4 separate regions of the Mus musculus genome follow, and all the other regions are linked to region 2. Evidence: chromatin loops called from intact Hi-C (ENCODE). Cell type or tissue: left cerebral cortex. All regions are shown on one strand. Links, peaks and the distances in the headings refer to the core of each region. The heading gives the core; the rest is flanking DNA.

Region 1 (4,581 bases), core at 284-4,283, 150 kb before region 2:
CTAGGTGCTTATATTTCAATCTAGTAAATTCTCTGTAAGGGTTTTAAAATGAGAAAACAAGAATGACCACTGCCAAAACCAAGCAGCAGATAGCTAAACATACCAAAACAATACTTTGTTTCAAAATTCCTGACTGTGCCACTATTGTCAAGGAGATACATTGTAAATTTTTATAAGTTCACCTAGAACACCAGAGATGTAACAAATACTATGTATCACTTCATAACAACTCCTGGTGTCCATCCACTTTTCTCACACAAACACACAAGAACACCCATAGTAAACTATATACTTTGTTTCCGGGGCTAATAGTGCTTTTATACAGTTCCTATACTGTTCCCATTCTTAAGCTACACACATTCACTTGTTCCAGGAAAACCAAATCCAATTATTTTCTTCAAAACCTGTAAGTTTCAGTCCTCCTGTTCACCTTCTGCTACTAAGTCATTATCAGTTAGGTAACTCTGAAGCTTTCCTGATGGAGGCATAGAGAGAAAAAAATGTACATGGGCAAAACAGTAAACTGTGGTTTAATTAAAAGCAGAATCATTCAGAATTAACAAGCAATTAACATGGAATTGAAGAATTCCTATGAGAGTATGTAAGGCGGGGAACTACAAAAAGGTCTCCAAGCCTCCGAGCAGAGTACATGACACAGTATACCAAAAGATAATGCAAAACACGGAAACGCTCTGATCAGGTCCCAGAAGACGTTTCTGGGCTAGAGAAGTTACTGGGGTGTTAAGGACCAGGCATGGGCAGTGCTTCTGGTTTTGCTAGGAAACTAGGATCTAAGAAAGCTTGCATTCCCAGGCAACCACCCTGGAAATAAAGCGTTACTTAATGAGGTAGGGGCCAGGAGTAAACAATGGGGGAAGGGAGGTCTGCCTCTTTACCTTTCAAGAGGATGCTGGTCCAAAGCACTCTGTTTATTGCTCCTCTGGTGGGTGGCCAGACCCCTTCTACTCGCGAGTGTCCTCCAGCAAGCTCAAACCTGGAAAACAGAAACCGATCAGTGGTGCAGTGATCCAGGGGCGAGGAGAGGGCTCTGAGGATGGGGGAGCTTAGCAAAGGCTGGAGGGTGGCAAGGGCAGGCAGGCTAGAGCAGGGCTTCTCCCCCAACCCCCACCCAGCCAGCCCCCTCCCCTCAAGGGAGGAAGAAACTGACTTTACCTGTGTCCTCAGTTGCAGCTCCTCTCTCTCCTTTCAGCCTCCTGCACATTCACCAACTTCTCCATTGAAGAAACACCCCAGGCAGGGCCGGACACCGTGTTCCTGATCCTCCTGGGTGCTTCACGGCCCCAACCCAGAGAGCATCCAGATAGTCGATCAGGCTGGGGGTGGCGGTCTTGGCCTCGGAGCAGCCTCCGGGAAGGGGCGCTGGGAGGAAGTGCCGGCTGGGTGGGGGGGGGGGGGGGCAGTCCCGGTCCAGGGGCTCAGACCAAGGGTCTGCCGCGCGCCGGGCCGGAGGCTTTCAGCTACCGAGGGACTCAAGAGGTCTGGGGACAGAGAGACCCTAAGTCATACCAGGTCCGAAGTGTCAGCAGCAGGGTGTCCCGACAGGGGGCTTTCGGGATGCACTTTGCACTGGGCCACCCCCGCCCCCTCCTTCCAGCACTTTGGGGTCACTGGGATGGGACCAAGCCTTCGACAGCCAATCAGCTGCCGCACTGGAGCCTGCGCTCCAAGCCGTAAACCAGATCCGCGGTGGGTGGGGGTTGGGGTAGGGGGTGGGGGCGACTTGGTTGGTTGGTTGCTTCCTTCTCCTCACACAGATGCCCCCACCCCCTGGCTGTCGTAAAGCTGCCCGCGGATTCGCGACAGTTAGAGGAGGCGGGCTAATAGAGGCTGGGACTTGTCTCCGATTGGTCGCTCTCCCTTCGTCCCCTCCGCTTCCCCGCAGCGGTTCTCCAGGCTCCACCCCCAGCCTGGAGACTCTAAGCGGTTGCTAAGAGACACTGTACTACGAATGGGGCTTCTACGCCTGCTGAGGGAGGGGCCGGCAAGGCCTTCCGTGGAGTACGGTGGCCTGGAGTAGGCAGCTGTGGGCACGAGTGGCCGGGCGATGGCTGCGTGGCCCGGCGGGATGGCAGCCAGGTAAGCAGGAGCCCAGGTTGAGCTGGGTGGCTGGAGCGACACGTGCGTGGCAGGCTGAGCGACGGGGGAGGCGACAGGGCCGAGAGCAGGCGATGAGGGCCCCTACTCGTCGTCGCTCTGCGGTGCTTCTTGGAAGCGAGTGGCGATGTTTGGTGCATCTGTCGGTCTCTGAGACCCGGTTAGCTTCCAGGCTGCCTCGCCCAGCCTGCGAGAGAGCACGCTCTTTGGGATCGCGAGGCTGGTTCAAGGGCTTGCCTGCGAGGATAGCGACCCTAGTGGTTTCTTGTGAATGAAAAGAGCCGGGGGAGGGGGGCGCAGAGTGGGCACATTGATACATTGTTTAAATGCATTGATTCTTTTAGCAAGTGTCTACTGGGTTGACACTACTCTAGTTGTTGGGGAGACTTTGTGAACTTTTCTTTCCTTTCTTTCTTTTCTTTCTTTTTTTTTCTTTTATCTTAACAAGAGAAGATGAAACTGCAGAATGATTAGGGAAAAAAAAAAACCCACAAAGTAATGGAATACAGTTTGACTAGGATGCGCTAGACTCTTAGATTGTGAGCCAGGTCTCCCAGAGAATGACATTTATGCTCTGTGAATGACAAAAAAAACTAGCCAACAAAGATCTGAGGGAAGGCCTTTACAAGCAGTTAATCTGAAGTGCAAAGCCTTTGGTACTTTAATAAGTTTAGGGGAACTGTGACTGAGTAAGGGGAAGAAAGATGGAAATGAGATTAGGGGGTGTGGGCAGACTGCAGATTTTGCAGGAATGTATAGGTCATGCCAGAATGATTCCCGTTTCTATGTTTTGCATTGATCACATAATAGAGAAAGCTGTTATGGGAATTGGATTCCTGGGGATGATGTAACCTATTGCGATATTTTGTTGCAGGTGGGAGTCAGTGTTCGATTTGCCTCTGGGTCTTTTTTTTTCTAGGCTGATACTCGTAGAAAAAGTATTCCTTTGATGTCTTCCACAGGAGTAACTTCTTTTTTTTTTTTTTTTTTTTTTTTGGGATTATTCAGACTTAAAAAGAGATTCTTTTTTTTTTATTTTTTTCATTTTTTATTAGGTATTTAGCTCATTTACATTTCCAATGCTATACCAAAAGTCCCCCATACCCACCCACCCCCACTCCCCTACCCACCCACTCCCCCTAGGAGTAACTTCTTATGTGGACAGACTAACTTCGCTAATTCCTAGAAAAGGTTATAAGTAAGAATAAGGGTTTGATGTGGTACCAAAACTGAAATATCTTGAAGACAATAATACTATGGCTTTGACAGGGAGTTTTGGGCTGGGCTGTCTATTCCTGACTTGAATATATACAAGAGTAGATAAAAGACAACGGAATATGATTTCCTCAGAAAAGGGGTTAGTGAAAGCCCAAGTTATCTTCTAATTGAAGAAGTCTTTGGGGGCCTCAGAGAAAGCATACAGATTATTAGCTTGTGGGCACAGAAGTAAAAAGACCCCAAAAGGCAGATCTTAAATGCCCTGCAAGGCCATGTGTTTTTGGAGTTTGGGACATCATCCTAAGAAAAATAGAAAGATTTTTCAGAATGTGGATGGGTGTATTGTAAGCCAAGATACAACTACTTAGGAAGGGATCTGTCCATGTCAAGGGTAGATAGAAATGGTTCACTGTAACTGATATGGACTGTAGTCACTGAGCTGAGGAGAGAGAGGTACAGGAAAAAGTGAGTTTGAAGGGCATGGAATGAGTTGAGTTGATGTTCAGGGATAAATGTTTATGGGTCTTCCCTCTCCAGGTGGAGTCCTGTAGGAGGCATGTGGGTTCTTCCTTACAGACTCACTGTTAGTATTCAGTGGAAGCCAAACACTACATTTTGAAATGTAATTTTTTCCCCTCTGTACTGACTGGTTTTGTGTGTCAACTTGACACAGGCTGGAGTTATCACAAAGAAAGGAGCTTCAGTTGGGGAAGTGCCTCCATGAGATCCAGCTGTGGGGCACTTTCTCAGTTGGTGTTCAAGGGGTGGAGGGCTCATTGTGGATGGTGGCATCCCTGGGCTGGTAGTCTTGGGTTCTATGAGAGAGCAAGAGGGGAAGCAAGCCAGTAAGTAACACTCCCTCCATGGCCTCTGCATCAGCTCCTGTATCCTGACCTGCTTGAGTTCCAGTCCTGACTTCCTTTAGTGATGAACAGCAATGTGGAAGTGTAAGCTGAATAAACCCTTTCCTCCCCAACTTGCTTCTTGGTCATGATGTTTGTGCAGGAATAGAAACCCTGACTAAGACAGCCTTTTTCTCACGACGCTGGGCAGTGGCAGCCAGCCATAGCTGGCAAGCAGCTGCACTATCAGGACAAACTATCCAGGATTTGTTGGTATATTGTGTTTTTACATCCCCTCATGTCTATAGAAGGCTTCACTATGTCTACTCTACACATACAGCTATGGTTTCTCACAGCATTTAGTAATGGACATGAGAGACTCTGTACTTTAATAAAATAGGTTTGT
Region 2 (4,581 bases), core at 183-4,182:
ATGAAATTTTTTCTTAACCAAGAAGTCACCATTTTAGCATCTCAAGTGTATGACTCATAGCATCAAATGCATTAGCAGTGTTGCACAGCCAGCGCCATTATCATCTCAAAACCTTATCAGCATCCTACATGGACGCTCTATGCTTATTAAGTAACACCTCTTGCTCCCCAGCTTCTGGCAATCTCTGTCTTATACATTGAACCATATGGTAACTTTATATTTAATTTTTTGGGACATTTCTCAATACTTCAAAAGAGACTGCCCAGTGTTACTTTCCCACTATGAATGGTCAGATTCCAGTCTCTTCATTCCCTCACTGACTATGGTTCCTTTGCAGTGGTTGGTTTTAGAACATAAGACAAACAGCATGTAATAAACAGCCTCTCTCTGCTTATTTGAGCCCAGCAGAGCTCTGATATTAGCAACTAAGTGTATTTGTTAGACACAGTCTAGTTACAGAGAGTTGGTCATGGTTTCTCTGTGAGTTGTGTCTTTCAAAGCATCCTTCATTGTGGAAGAACACTTTGAGCGGCATACATACAAGAGGAGAGACAGCATTGGGCTGCTGATCATCTGGCAAACGTTTATTAGTGTTCCTATGCATCAGCAATGCCTGGGGTGCTGCGTACAGACATACACATTAGCAAGGTGGGGTTATCTAAACAACGGAGGCCTTCCATGTCCCACTGCTTTCTCGCTTACAGAGGACTATTTAACATCTGGCCCCTAATCATTGTTGTTGTTTTTAATCCAACCTCCATGAACTTGCCAAACTGAAACAGCTCCAGACAAGAAAGAATGACAAACAATGAAGGGAGAGGGGCATGGGTTCGATGCTTGCTTAGCACATTTGACAGCTGGAGTGTTGTTGGGGTAGTCAGCAGAGAAGACTGCTCACACGTGGGTTTAAGCCAATAGAAAGTCTATCAGCAAGCCGGCAACTACACAGCATGTTCAGGACCTCAATGTAGTCCTGAGCCTTCTTCAGGGTGAGCTTTTGAGCATAAAATCCATGTCCTGGGTTGATATACGGTTAATGAGAACAGTTAGCCAGAGGCAGAGCTACAGAAACCAAAGAGCAAGGTTAGTAGTCCATTTAGAGACTTTCCTATAACTATGGTTGTTATGGGCCTCTGGTTTGGTTTTGGAGGGTGATGCTGAGTTTTACAGCCTAAACAGTATCTCCATCCTGGAGTCAGTTGTGCTAATATCTGGGGCCCTGTTACAGGAGGAGTCTCTGAAACATCTGATTTAATCAATCACTTTTCTTCTTTTATTCATATATTCAGTAAATCTAACAAAGTGCTAATGGTATGTCAGGTATCTCGCAGACCCTTGTTATTATTTTCAAGAGTAGTCCAAATGATTAGAAGTTCACCCTCCAAGGGGAGGCAGTATAGCTTAGCTCCTTGATTTACAGAGAAAAAACTGAACAACTCTCAGAAGAAAAACATTCCTGGGCTGTCAGAATAGCTAGCTGCTGTCTGACCACACACACACACACACACACACACACACACTCACACAGGGCTAAGGCTTCTCCTTTTCTTCCTGTTTCCCATGACATGGTTGAGGTCACAGTCAAATTCTCATGGTCAAGTGAGGCAAAGCCCTACTCATTCATAGCCACCAACAGAGCCTGACCCATGCTGCCAGTCACCCGAGGGTGCCAACCGGTGAGTGACAGCCACTAGATCAGAGACTGGCTCGGCAGCACATTCTGTGATACGCCTTTGTGGAGAGCTGCAGACAGCTTACCAGGACAGGGGCACCAAACTTAGGGAAACTCACCAGTGTTTACCTCGTCTCTGGATGCTTTCTGGTAATTCAGCCCTGTGATGAAGTCTGGATCCTGTGATGAGGGGTGAGTAGGGGCCTTTTTGAAAACAAGCAAGCAAACAGACAAAAAGGGAGAGATGAGGAGCCATCTGTGACTGCTGTGGTATCCCTGTGCTCAGTCAGTCCTGCTATCTGTAGGACAATTTTAAAGAGGCCAATGGGATTACCCATAGGGGTCTGCTAGGGATAATATCTGGCTAGATTCTGCTGGAAAATTGAACACTCATTCTGTTCGTGAAAGGCTGGGTTCAAGTTCAGGCTCTGCCTCTCAGCTCTCCAGGGTCCTGCGATGCAAAGCGCAGCTAATATACCTCCCTAAACACACCTGACCTAAAGTCAGGATCACAGACACAAGACACGGCTCTGACAGATACTAGCTGTCCAATTTAAGCAGGCTCCTTACATTTCCTTTTTCTCAGTTTCCCAGTCTTCAGGGGAGTGTTATTATGCTCTCACCTTCTTGGATTCTGTGAAAGTATAGACTGCAAGAAGCCTGCGGGGTGTGGACAAACACCATAGATATAGAAGTCAGGCATGAATTCAGGTGTGCTAGGAACACTGGGCTGCGTCTTTCCAGCCCAAACTAATCAAAAATAGGAGTCACTTCAATACATAGAGATTTTCTTTTTCTTGTACTGAACTGGTTGGTCTGGCCTATCTTCCTAGGAAGCCTCAAAGGTGATCTCCCAAATGTGAACAAACTGAAGACCAGGCTGGTGTCCTCCTGGCTGCTCCAAGATGCTGCAGCTGAGCCGGCTCGCGCCTGCCACCTGGTGTCACAGCCTACCTACTGCCTAGAAACCACGTGTAAGAAAGTGCTTACAACCTAACTACGCACGTTGGTTTCGACCGGCCCTAACCAATACGGACAGGGAAGGCGGGGCAGAGAAAAGCAAAAGCCCAATCACCGCCTACTTTCCAAGGAGAAGGTGGGGCTTAGTATTTACCATGTTGGGTTTGTCCGCAGCGCTAATTACTTTTTCCAAAGGCTGCAGGGCTGCACTCCGGTTGGCTTCGCCGCCTCGCGAGTCCCTGCTCTATCACTACAGTCTTGGGGGCTGCTGGTCCCAAGTACCATGTGTGACGGCACCCTGCTGCCCCCTCTCGTCCTGTCCTTGCTGCTGCTGGTGTGGGGGCTGGACCCGGGCACAGGTAGCGTTCCTAGCTCTCGCGGCCACCTTCCCGGTGCCTTCCCGAAGCATCCCGGCGCCCGGGTGCATAGGTGGACCGCTGACAGCATCCCCTGAGGAGGAGAGTGAAGGCCGCGGCCGGAGAACTGGTCTCTGGTTCCCTCTCGGCACGCGGATGGCGAGCTGACCCCCGGTGCGATCGAGTGGCTTCGCCAGCTTGGAGAGGCCCGGCTCGGGGAGGGAAGGGAGTGCGGGGTCACGGCTGCGCGATACCCACGGAGCCTTGCGAGTCAGCGCCGGAGCGGCCGGCAGCCCTGGTGGCCAGGCTGGTGCTGACGCGTGTCCTCTCTCCCCGCAGCTGTCGGCGACGCGGCGGCCGACGTGGAGGTGGTGCTCCCGAGGCGGCTGCGCCCCGAGGACGTGCACCTGCAGTTGCTGCCGGGAGCAGCGGGGCTCCGGCGGTGGCGGCGACCGCGAGCATCTCCAGGTGGCCATCGAGCAGGGCAAGGAGAGCGCGCCCTGCTACTGCACCTGCCGGCCTTTGGGCGCGACCTATACCTGCAGCTGCATCGCGACCTGCGTTTCCTGTCCCCAGGCTTCGAGGTGGAGGAGGCGGGTGTCTCGGGGCGCAGCGGACATCCTGCCGAGCTGTGCTTCTACTCCGGACGAGTCCTGGGCCACCCGGGCTCCCTCGTCTCCCTCAGCGCCTGCGGCGCCGCCGGCGGCCTGGTATTGCCCGCGCCCCCTATGGGTCTGCCTTGCCCAGTCTGTTACTTCTCCTGGGGTGGTCCCGCGGAGGGCTGGGCGGGAGAAGACCTACCTTCCCATCTCCTTCACTTGGCCCTTTCAGACTGTGCCTTCCTAGGAGAGAGAACACAGGGGAAGGCCTGTTATTGTCCTGGCTTCTGTTGTGTCCTGAACCTGGCCGAGGTGGGGTTGCATTGAGAAATTAGCTATAGCTCACCTAGAGGAAAGAATATGAACCTGTCGTTCCCACTCTGACAGCATCAGCACAGGTGTGTATGTTTTCTGCACGTTATGGGGAAGCTCTAAAGTGTTCATTCCCTGTCTAGGAATGGGGTATCTAAGCACTTCTCTTCTGTCCCTTGAGCCTTCTTACATTAGGAGGGGACCCCAGGCAGGCCATGGTTAGTCTCATTTTTGCTAGCTGAAAAGGTAAGACCAAGAGAGGAACTGTTGTCAGTATCTCTAGTGCCTTACTCTGCAGTAGGTATTTATTTATCTGGATGCTCCCTCGGTGAGAACTGTGCGGTGCTCACCTGTCCCAGGGGAAAGCCCTGCTCTTACTCTTTTTCTTCTCGAAGACCTTGCCTCGCCTTGTTGAGACACCTGTGACAAGTGCACGGAGAGGCACAGAAGTTTGGGGTGGTTTTGCTGTCTTTGTGCTCACACTTGAGCACTTGGCTACGTTGGTGCCCAGCCAAGTTCTTCTCTGCTTCTCCAGGGTGCCCCCAAGAAGAGCACGTGGCTGGCAGATGGTTTGCCCTCCCCACCCCCCAAAGCCTGGCATCACTCAGTTTACAATGTCTGTGCTGTTTCCCTACATTTGTCACAGCAGACCTCTGGGGTAGTGGGCCAGAGAAGCCACCCC
Region 3 (4,581 bases), core at 146-4,145, 730 kb before region 2:
TAAATCTGGTCTGCACCTTCTGGTAGCAGCCCACATAAATGAAGAGAAGTTTTGCTGCTGGCCCTCACTTTTTATGTCAAGGTCACCTACCCCGCTGCTAAGGCATTCCTTTCCTGATACTAGTGCCTACTTCTTTGAGAATCCAGCAGAGACACCCAGCTTCATTGATGGAACAACTACCAGATGGCTGGACCTTCCAATGGGAGACAGCCATTGTTGGATCAGTTGGACTACAGCCAGTAAGCAAATCCAATAAACGTCATTCTAACGTATATAGGGTCTACTCATTCTGTTCCCCTAGAGAACCCTGGCTAATGCAAGCACTAAGGACGTCCTAGCTGACAAATGTCACATCCGCTTCTGTCAGGCAGCTGTAACATAATCAACAATGGATTGTCATTTCCTGCCTCAGACTGGAAATGCTCCAAATACAGGGAAATATTGAGGAAAAATTGGGGGGGGGTGGTATTGGGAATTGAACCCAGGCCATGTGTATAATAGGCAAACACTCAGCTATACCTGAAACCCTTCCTTCCCTCCTCTTCCCCTTCCCCTTCCCCTCCCCCTCCCCCTCCCCCTCCCCCTTCCCCTTCCCCTTCCCCTTCCCCTTCCCCTTCCCCTTTCCTTTCCTTTCCTTATTTAAGTTTGAAACAGGATCCCAGCAACTTTCCCAGGCCTTGCACTGACAGTCCTCTTGCCTCAGCTAGGAGTGCAGGCATGTGCTCTGAAGAATGACTAAGGTAATGAGGCTCTTGACTGTGAGTTTAAAGTAGTGTTAGTACTGAAGCAAAGTTCCACTGGACTAATCAGGGTTAAGTGGTGTTATTAGAGTGGCCATTGCAGTTGTTCATTACAGGCAGCAGACAGAACCGCTGAAAAAACAAAAGAAGCATTTCTGAACGTTTAACTTTTTTTTTTTTTAAAGATGACTGCTTTTCCAGGGACCTCTGTTTGAGGCTTGAGTCCAGTTGCTGTGTCTTTAAGGAAGCTTGTACAGGGAACCCTGTCAGCTATTTGAGGCATGCTGCCAACAAACAATTGAGGTATTTGCCGAAGGTTTCCAAGAAATTGCAGCAAATCCTACAAAATGTTATACCTGTTATAAAGAAGCAGTCACATGTATTAGCAGCAGAAAAAAAGTGCCACGTGAGCGAACAAAGCTGCCATCTGTGAGAGCAGGGGACGTAGGCAGAGATCAGTCTTAGTTACATCATAACGAATTGCACTCATGCAAGCAGAAAAGTAGGTGAGCTGCCACTTGGGCATACATTTTGAAACACCAGCCTAGAGCTGCTACCACGGAGCCCTTCGGGTGCTGCAGTGGGAACACCCACATAGAAACAAGGAACTGACAGATCCCAAGACTCTGGACTTGGCCAGGTAGGACTCAGTGTGGAACTCACATCCCATTCCGGGCTAGACATGCATCCAGGTCAGGTGGTATGTGTGCTATCAAACATCTACAAGGGGCTAGCAAGATGGCTTAGCAGGTAAAGGTGCTTGCCAAGCCTGATGACTTAAGTGCGATTGTCATGCTCCACAGAGTGGCGAGAGCAAACCAACTCCTCAAAGTTTCCCTCTGACCGCCACACGGGTATCATAGCATGAGCATGAACACGACAGACACACACTGAATAAATGTAGTAATTTTAACTCTCTGAGGAGCGACGCAGGGTCATAGCTTCTCTATTCATCAGTTGTTGACTTGGTAACTGACGGACTTCTAGGAAGCGGGGAGCTGGGAACAAGATGTTCAACATTCTCAGCAAATTCCTGACACACACACATTCCTGTCTTTTCATTGGACTTAAGTTTAGAAAATATAGACCCGTCGAAAGCAGGCTTGAAGATAGTGAGGGCATTGACTATGTCACAGCGTCCAACATCTGTGTCTTGCCAGATTTGCGCTTTATGTAAATCAGTGTGAATTATGAATTATGGGGCAGCTGCTGAACTTGGGGGCTCTGGTGACGTCTTGGTGTTTGTGGTTATGGTCTTACTGGAACCTTTCTCTATGGTTTCCCAGCCTGTAATTCATGGCTAGGTGTCCTGTATTTCCCAGAGACCACTGCTGGAATCTGGTCTTCACTACACAATGAATATTTTATCCTTAGATGTGGACCATCTCTTACAGGGAGAGTCAGGGGAGGGGAGGCGATGAACTATTTTTGAAATAAATCACACGTGTCAAAGAAAGTGGTACTATCCAAAGAATAAACAGGAGTAGCCACCATTCAGTGGTGGGGAGGACTGTGCTTCACACAGCTTTGTGGCTTAAACTGGAATATTTCTGTTGTTTGATTTATTAATCATGAAAAGGAGCTACAAGAATAGGCTGCCCATCCACCCACCCCACCCCACCCCACCCCACTCGAAGCACTCTTGTTTTGTTGTTGTTTTAATATTTATTTATTTTATGCACGAGTACACTGTCGCTGTCTTCAGATACACCAGAAGAGGGCATCGGATCCCATTGCAAATGGTCGTTAGCCCCCATGTGGTTGCTGGGAATTGAACCTCTGGAAGTCAGTGCTCTTAACCGCTGAGCCATCTCTCCAGCCCCATTTTCTATCTTTTTGTTTGTTTCTTTGATTGATTAAATGAGAACTTCTTAGGCTCTGGGACCGTAGTTCAGAGGATAGAGTACTGGCCCAGTGTATCAGAGGTCCAGTGGCTGATCCCTGGCACCAGGGCTGGTAGCACACAGGCCTGGAATTCAGGTGACTCCAGTTCCATAAGCAAGAGGATCTGGAGTTCAAAACGATCTGCAGCTTCAGCTAGCACCTGGGCTCTATTAGAGCAGGTCCAAGTGGCTACTTTGCGATTATAATCCTAACACATTGGTGACTAAGAAATAAAATTGGTATTTACAAACATTTGTCATGTGGGCACCCAAGTTGAAGGGCTTTCGTTTTTAACAAAACGTATAAAAGTTAAGACAGAGCAAATATAGGGAAACTGGTATCCAACTTAAAAATCCATTCAGCGAGCCTAACTTACTTGGAGACCTCCAGAATAGTAAGAGATCCTGTTTCAAAAAACTAGGTGTATGGCTCCCGAGAACCCATCCCCCACACCACGTACACAATCCATATCCGTTTTATAAATCTACTCTTAAAAATACTGACAGACTTAGGTGAGGGGGGTACTAACCAGCTCTCTGCTCACTGGGACTAAATACAGGTATTTATCATCTAGTGGTAACTCACCCACCCATCTCTTCAATATCCATTTAAAAAACTAATATGCCGGGCTTGGTGCCGCTCGCCTTTAAGCCCAGCGCTCGAGAGGCAGAGACAGATCTCAGATTCTCTGAGTTCGAGGGCAGCCCTAGCTACTTAGCGAATTCACGTTTCGCTCCCCAGCCCGCAAATCCCCTAGCGTTCCTAGGTGAACTGTGGCCGTGTGTGGCTCCAGCCCCGCCTGCAGCGTACAAAGCTGCAGTGTGGACCCCGCTGTCCTGGCCACCGAGTCGGGAGGTCGGCCCGGGGAGGGAAGGGCGTGGCGGCTCTCGGGGCATCTGGGGAGCCGGTCAACTCAGTCCACGTGCGGTGCCGGACCGCCGGCTCCCAATGCTGGCGACGGGGGCGTGGCCGCGGGTACCGGGCAGTGGGGGTTGGAGGGACGCCCGCCCCGCTGTCGTCGATGCTATCCCACGCCCCTCCTGCCTGGCCGCAGACTGCGGGGCGGGTGCTTTTTTTTTTTTTTTTTTGGTTAAACTTTGGCCACGTGAACTGCCCCCCATTCACTTTTGCGCCAATCACGAGGCGCGGACGGATCCCGAGAGGGGCCACGGCACGCCGCCGGCGGGCCGCTTCTTAACGCGCGGTGCGTGACGTGAGGGGCTCCTTTGCAATGGCGCGCTAAGCCGGAGGATGTGCAGCTGCAGAGGCGGCGCAGGGCACCGAGAGGGCGGGCGCAGCGCGAGCCGAGCCGAGCCAGCCGGGGGACGCGAGCCGCGGGAGCCGCTGTCGCCTCGCGCCGGAGTCGCCGGCCGCGCGCGCGGGGCATGGTCCCCTCTTAAAGGCGCAGGCCGCGGCGGTGCGGGCGGGCGCGCGGAACAAAGCGCCGGCGCGGGGCCTGCGGGCGGCTCGGGAGCCGCGATGGGCGCGGCGGGCCCGCGGCGGCCGCGGCGCTGCCCGGGCCGGGCCTGGCGGCGCTAGGGCGGGCTGGCCTCCGCGGGCGGGGGCGGTGGGCTGAGGGCGCGCGGAGCCTGCGGCGGGGACAGCGGGACAGCGGCCCGGCGGGCGGAGGGGCGCGGGCATGGCCGCGCGCGGCCGGCGCGCCTGGCTCAGCATGCTGCTCGGGCTCGTGCTGGGCTTCGTGCTGGCCTCGCGGCTCGTCCTGCCCCGCGCCTCGGAGCTGAAGCGAGTGGGCCCGCGGCGGCGCCCCAGTCCCGAGGGATGCCGGCCAGGGCAGGAGGCGTCGCAGCCCGGCGGGGCGCGCGGCGATGCGCGCGGGGCGCAGCTCTGGCCGCAGGGCTCGGCCGCGGAGGGCGTCCCGCGCGACAGGAACTTTCTCTTCGTGGGAGTCATGACAGCCCAGAAATACCTGCAGACCCGCGCCGTGGCCGCCTACAGG
Region 4 (4,581 bases), core at 285-4,284, 130 kb before region 2:
CTCATTTGTAGAAAATGTTAAGTAATTCCTGGGTCACTTTCTGCCAGAAGCATCTCTCGGAGTCCTCTGAGAGTGGTGAAGCAGTGCGTTGCCTCTGGATCCTTACAGCTGTGATAAAAGAGATCCTTAAAGACACACATTCACAGAGAGCAGGTAGAGATGGCCTGTCCACAAAGGATTACCACCTCAGGGGCTGGGCATTTATAATGAAGAGTAAGACTCATGTTATACTCATCTCTCTTGAAGTATGGAAAAATCTACGATCTTGCCCGATTTTTTTATTGAACATAACCTTGGAGTGGCGTGTGGTGTATGTATTGGGTGTATGAACGTATGCGTGTGGATATGTGTGTGCTTGTAGAGGCTAGAAGTCAATCTTCGGTGTCTTCCTCGATGCCTTTCCCATATATTTATTGAGCTAAGATCTCTCAGTGAGCCCAGAGCTCATGCGCTGAGCCAGGATGGCTGCCAGTGAGCTCCAGCTCTACCTCCCAGCACGGGTGTTACAGTTGTGTGCCACCATATCTGACTTTTCTGTGACTGCTAGCCATCCTAACTCAGTAAGCATGCTTACGCAGCAAGCACTTTACCAGATGAACTATCTCTCGAGGTAACCTTTTAAAAAAGAAATGAAAACTTAATCATCAACCATCTCTTGTAAAGTCTGCCCATATTCATAAAGCATGCATTAAGTTTTAGTAATTAGCTGTTAATCTGTGTATTCTCAGTTGGTCTTATTAGAGGTAACTAGTCTTAAACCTATTTTTTTTATCTTACAACGTTATTTACACACACACACAGATTAAATTGTAAACTTTTGTTTTAAGAAAGCTTTTGTTCTTCCTGTTGCTTATAACTCCTGTTTTATAATTACAGAAAGTCTAAAGCAGCTCTTGACTCCTTTTGACATTACTTTTGAAGTGTTCTACAATTCCTTATTTTCCCAGCATTTTGGAGACTTCCAGAGCCCCTCTAACTTAGCCAGCAGCCTGATGTGCTTTCTGGAGCTGCTTGAGCTTCTCGTAGCCTCCAGAATCCACCTGAAACTGCACTTCAGGAGCCAGAGGATGCTATTTTTGAAACCCCATGCTCTAGATATTCTTGCCTGGCCTATTCCAGCTTTTATAAAAAGGAAGTTGGTTATACTCGTCAAAAAGTGCCTTCTCTGTAAAGTGGGCGAAGACCTCTGCCGGGAACCTGCGCCCTCCCTGATGTCACCAGATCACCTTCTGGACAGTGACATGCTCACTTTAGCTGACACACTTCTGCACGCTGTACATGTGGGGTTGTGGAAGGCACTGGCTGTTTCTGGAAAGCCTTCCTGCTTTGGAGGGGATGAAGTTCAACCTGGATGCAGACTCAGGACTGGTCCTGATCACGTGACCCTGAGAGCAGCAAGCTTAATTACAGTGAAGTCCTTAGAAATCAAGTCCCAGAATTGCACCTCAGCAGCTGAGATGAAAGGTATTCTCTAGGCTCCTTTTATTCAAAATTCTATACAATTCAGTTTTCACTTACGAAGAGGACTCATGACTATTGAGTACTGAGGCTAGTATCAGTTCAGTAATTTAGCTGTGTTTTCCTGGCTAAACTTAGGAAATACTTTTTAAAGGTAAAGGGGGTTGTAAGGGACTGGAATTTCAAGAAGCATGTGAGCTTTTTTATACAATTAACATGCATTGGATAATGAGTACAAAAATAGTTGCTTTTTGAATCACTACTAAGCAAATGGAAGTCAGCTCATATTTAATTATATTATTCATAAAAGCACCCAGACTATTCATATTGATTACTGATAATCAGAAGTTATGTTGACACTATTGGGAAGTTCTGTTGATAAAGGAATTGTTGCACATTACTTGAAAGTGACAGTCCGGGTTGAGAGTGCCTGGAAGAGTAGTTTTCAATGTGGTGTTGAAGAGGACATGTCTTCCATGGCACCAGGGAAGTGAACAGTGCAGGTCTCCAGGCAGGCTGCCTGCAGTTACTAGGAGAGAGCATTGATTTTTCAGCTATGGTGACCTCTCAGGATGATCTAGGGATCCTAGGATGTTTTAATTAGCACGATTACAGTTTATAACACTAGGTGGCATCTGTTACATAATTCAGAGGTTTGAGTTGCAGTTAAACTCCCAGAAGTCTAGATTTTTGCCATACTTGTACTTTCTTTTGGTTCTTAAACAAACAAAAGGAAGGAAGGAAGGAAGATTTTTCTGTCGTTTTGAAGCTATTTCTTTTTATGACTTAGCAGTCTATAGTTAGCAGAAAGCTGTGGTCACCAAGGAAGAGGCCTTTGCCCACTCAGTTTTACACCCTGCTGTCATCGTGAGATCACATAGTTATCTCTTAGACAAACAGTGACTCGATTTTGGCAGGTAGATGCCCAGACCGTACCTTTTAAACGTGTGTCCTTCCATAAGTCACCTTTGCTGTCCTCATTTCTCCATTGTGGATCAGATAATACCTCGTCTAGGGCTTTCTGAGAGTGTGGATTACAGTAATGCATACACAAATTTGCATATGGACAAGATGGTATTTGTGTGTTTATAAGCAAGCATTCCCTGAACTTCGACATTTCTGTCATTTGAAGTTGCCTTGCAGACGTTCATGTCCGAGCTACTGGCCTTCTTAAAGCCTCACCTCCAGCCCTCTCTACAGCCACACAACCCATGCGAGTGGCTGTCCAGGGTCTTCATAGAGCAGGACGATGACATGCTGGAGGCTGCCAAAGCCTCCCTGAGCATCTACCTCCAGCTGACCAGGTCTGTGTATTTCTAATAACTTGGGCTAGAAACACACACATCAGAAAGTGGGTTTCTATCTGGTGCATTATTCTTTTCCCTACTGGGGTAGACTCTCTTGTGATTTCCTCCTGCTTCAGCTCTGCCTTGCATGAAAATGGATGCGATTTGCATTATACTCAGGTATTGCTTGTGTGAGCAGGGGAAGCCAGTACCAGCTCTGAACCTCAGCTGGTGGTTAACATTGTTTTTAAACCTCCAAAACTACTTGTCTGAATTAAGCTTCTATCTGCTGTGTTTTGCCTTGTCAAAGCGACTGCAAATATAGAGAATCAGAGGAGCTTTTCCAAACTGGCATTTCATACACTGACACCTGGGCTGTTCCCCCTGGAGGCACATTGCTGGGACACTGGCACCCAATTGTGTTTCTGCTCTATCCTTGCAGCAGTGTGAGAATTGTTTCTGAAGCTGACAGTGCTGATCCTTTCCATTATTTCAGCCCTGCTTCATTTCCCTCTCCCTTGGCCTGGGAGAAGGGCTTTCACACTAATGATTGGCAATGCAGCCTGTGCTTGCTACATTAGGACCCGCTGGCAATAGCTCTCTGTTTCTTTCTCTCTCTCTCTCTCTGTGTGTGTGTGTGTGTGTGTGTGTGTGTGTGTGTGTGTGTGTGTGTGTGTATGTGTATAGTGTGTGCATGTATGTAGTGTATATGTGTGTGGTGTGTGTGTGTGTGTGTGTGTGTGTGTGTGTGTGTGTGATTAATTTGCTGAGGGCAGCAATACTGCTTTCCATCTGTGAGTGGGGCCAGTTTCAAAGGTGTCACTCAAGTGCAACACTCAAAGTATTTCAAAGGTTCTACTCAAGAAACAGAAGTCCTGGTAGTGTATCAACTCCTGATGGAAAGTTCAAGAGTGGATCTTGATTGCATTGGGCACTGCCCTTTTACTCCTCCTCTGGTTTATGTGAGTCTCATTGCTTTCGCTTTGGTTCACAGTGTGGAGAGAGGGAGATTTCCACGCCTTGGGTATGAAAATGTCACCATGCTAAGGTTTTCTTGTTTGTAAATGACAGAGACCAATTCAAATTGTTTTAAACAAAAATAGAAAAATTTTTGAGGCCTGGTTGAGAGCTCTAAGGGCATCAAATTGGCATCAGGTAAAACTGTGTATATGTGTGTGTCCGCATGTGTGTGTACACATCTGTCTGTCTCTTGTGTCTGTCTGTGTCTCTCTGTGGTTGGATGTCTATATATGTGTGGTTGTTTCTGTGTGTGTGTGTGTGTGTGTGAGAGAGAGAGAGAGAGAGAGAGAGAGAGAGAGAGAGAGAGAGAGAGAGAAATCATGCTAGCCATTATTTTTCCTGATTATGATCTCACAGACTGACTCCTCCTCGGGTCTGGCCGCCAGCAGCTTCTAGCTTCCTTTTTATCAGTCTTAAAGTTGTAATGTTTCTTAGCTGTAGAGATATCTCTGGGAGGATCTGATTAACTGTGGATCTAGAGGCCATGTTCTGACTGGTCAGTCTGGGGTCACACGTCTACCCCTGATGAGATAGTTTGGTGTTGCATTTTAAACATGGACTAAGTCGTCCTGGAGAGGGGGCTTCTGATGTAGAAGAAAGGACAGAAGGCTTTTGTGCAGACAGAAACTAAAACTGGTCAGTGGTGAGCAGATTCAGTTTTGATTTGTTTCCTTTTAAAGCGATATGCAAGTAAGTGTGCAAACATGTTTGTAAAGACCTGTGAGCCTGAGCCCTCCCTTGTCTGCATTTTCAGAGAGTGGGATGCTTCGGCAAGTCTGACCCAAGAAAAGGAAGCATGGATCCGCTCCACACATGG

Evidence for each region. Peaks named below come from ENCODE experiments on the same cell type or tissue, not always from the same donor. Only the 100,000 strongest peaks of a DNase experiment are listed, where the experiment ranks them.
Region 1: it touches region 2 in a loop (4-fold over the local background); 5 of 42 quality-filtered maps call a loop at or near these places.
Region 3: a loop joins it to region 2, with 7 times the contacts of the local background. A loop is called at or near these places in 3 of 42 quality-filtered maps.
Region 4: it touches region 2 in a loop (9-fold over the local background); 21 of 42 quality-filtered maps call a loop at or near these places.

What each region holds. Positions count from the first base shown.
Region 1 is chr7:66,687,927-66,692,507 of GRCm38, forward strand. It overlaps Asb7 (ankyrin repeat and SOCS box-containing 7), which reads right to left and starts at 1,635. Exons shown (of 6, transcript NM_080443.2): 1 at 1,174-1,635; 2 at 897-994. It overlaps Lins1 (lines homolog 1), which reads left to right and starts at 1,963. Exons shown (of 8, transcript NM_152815.2): 1 at 1,963-2,097. In left cerebral cortex, for the core only: a CTCF peak has its summit at 2,361; DNase peaks (open chromatin) are centred at 1,874 and 2,240; H3K4me3 peaks cover 2,430 bases; H3K27ac peaks cover 1,082 bases.
Region 2 is chr7:66,836,921-66,841,501 of GRCm38, forward strand. It overlaps Adamts17 (a disintegrin-like and metallopeptidase (reprolysin type) with thrombospondin type 1 motif, 17), which reads left to right and starts at 2,815. Exons shown (of 23, transcript NM_001033877.4): 1 at 2,815-2,991; 2 at 3,328-3,698. The coding sequence starts at 2,916. Gm33627 (a long non-coding RNA gene) reads right to left here and starts at 2,871. Exons shown (of 4, transcript XR_391554.2): 1 at 2,787-2,871; 2 at 1,792-1,876. In left cerebral cortex, for the core only: CTCF peaks have their summits at 2,628 (motif pointing left) and 3,722; DNase peaks (open chromatin) are centred at 2,684, 3,321 and 3,732; H3K4me3 peaks cover 1,509 bases; H3K27ac peaks cover 1,351 bases.
Region 3 is chr7:66,105,648-66,110,228 of GRCm38, forward strand. Chsy1 (chondroitin sulfate synthase 1) reads left to right here and starts at 3,845. Exons shown (of 3, transcript NM_001081163.2): 1 at 3,845-4,580. The coding sequence starts at 4,264. In left cerebral cortex, for the core only: CTCF peaks have their summits at 2,480 (motif pointing right) and 3,374; DNase peaks (open chromatin) are centred at 1,233, 2,494 and 3,831; H3K4me3 peaks cover 865 bases; H3K27ac peaks cover 728 bases.
Region 4 is chr7:66,709,283-66,713,863 of GRCm38, forward strand. It overlaps Lins1 (lines homolog 1), which reads left to right. Exons shown (of 8, transcript NM_152815.2): 5 at 12-153; 6 at 877-1,464; 7 at 2,591-2,762; 8 at 4,519-4,581. Among named protein-coding and RNA genes, the nearest start is that of Lins1, 22 kb to the left of the region's middle. In left cerebral cortex, for the core only: a CTCF peak has its summit at 2,085 (motif pointing right); a DNase peak (open chromatin) is centred at 2,076.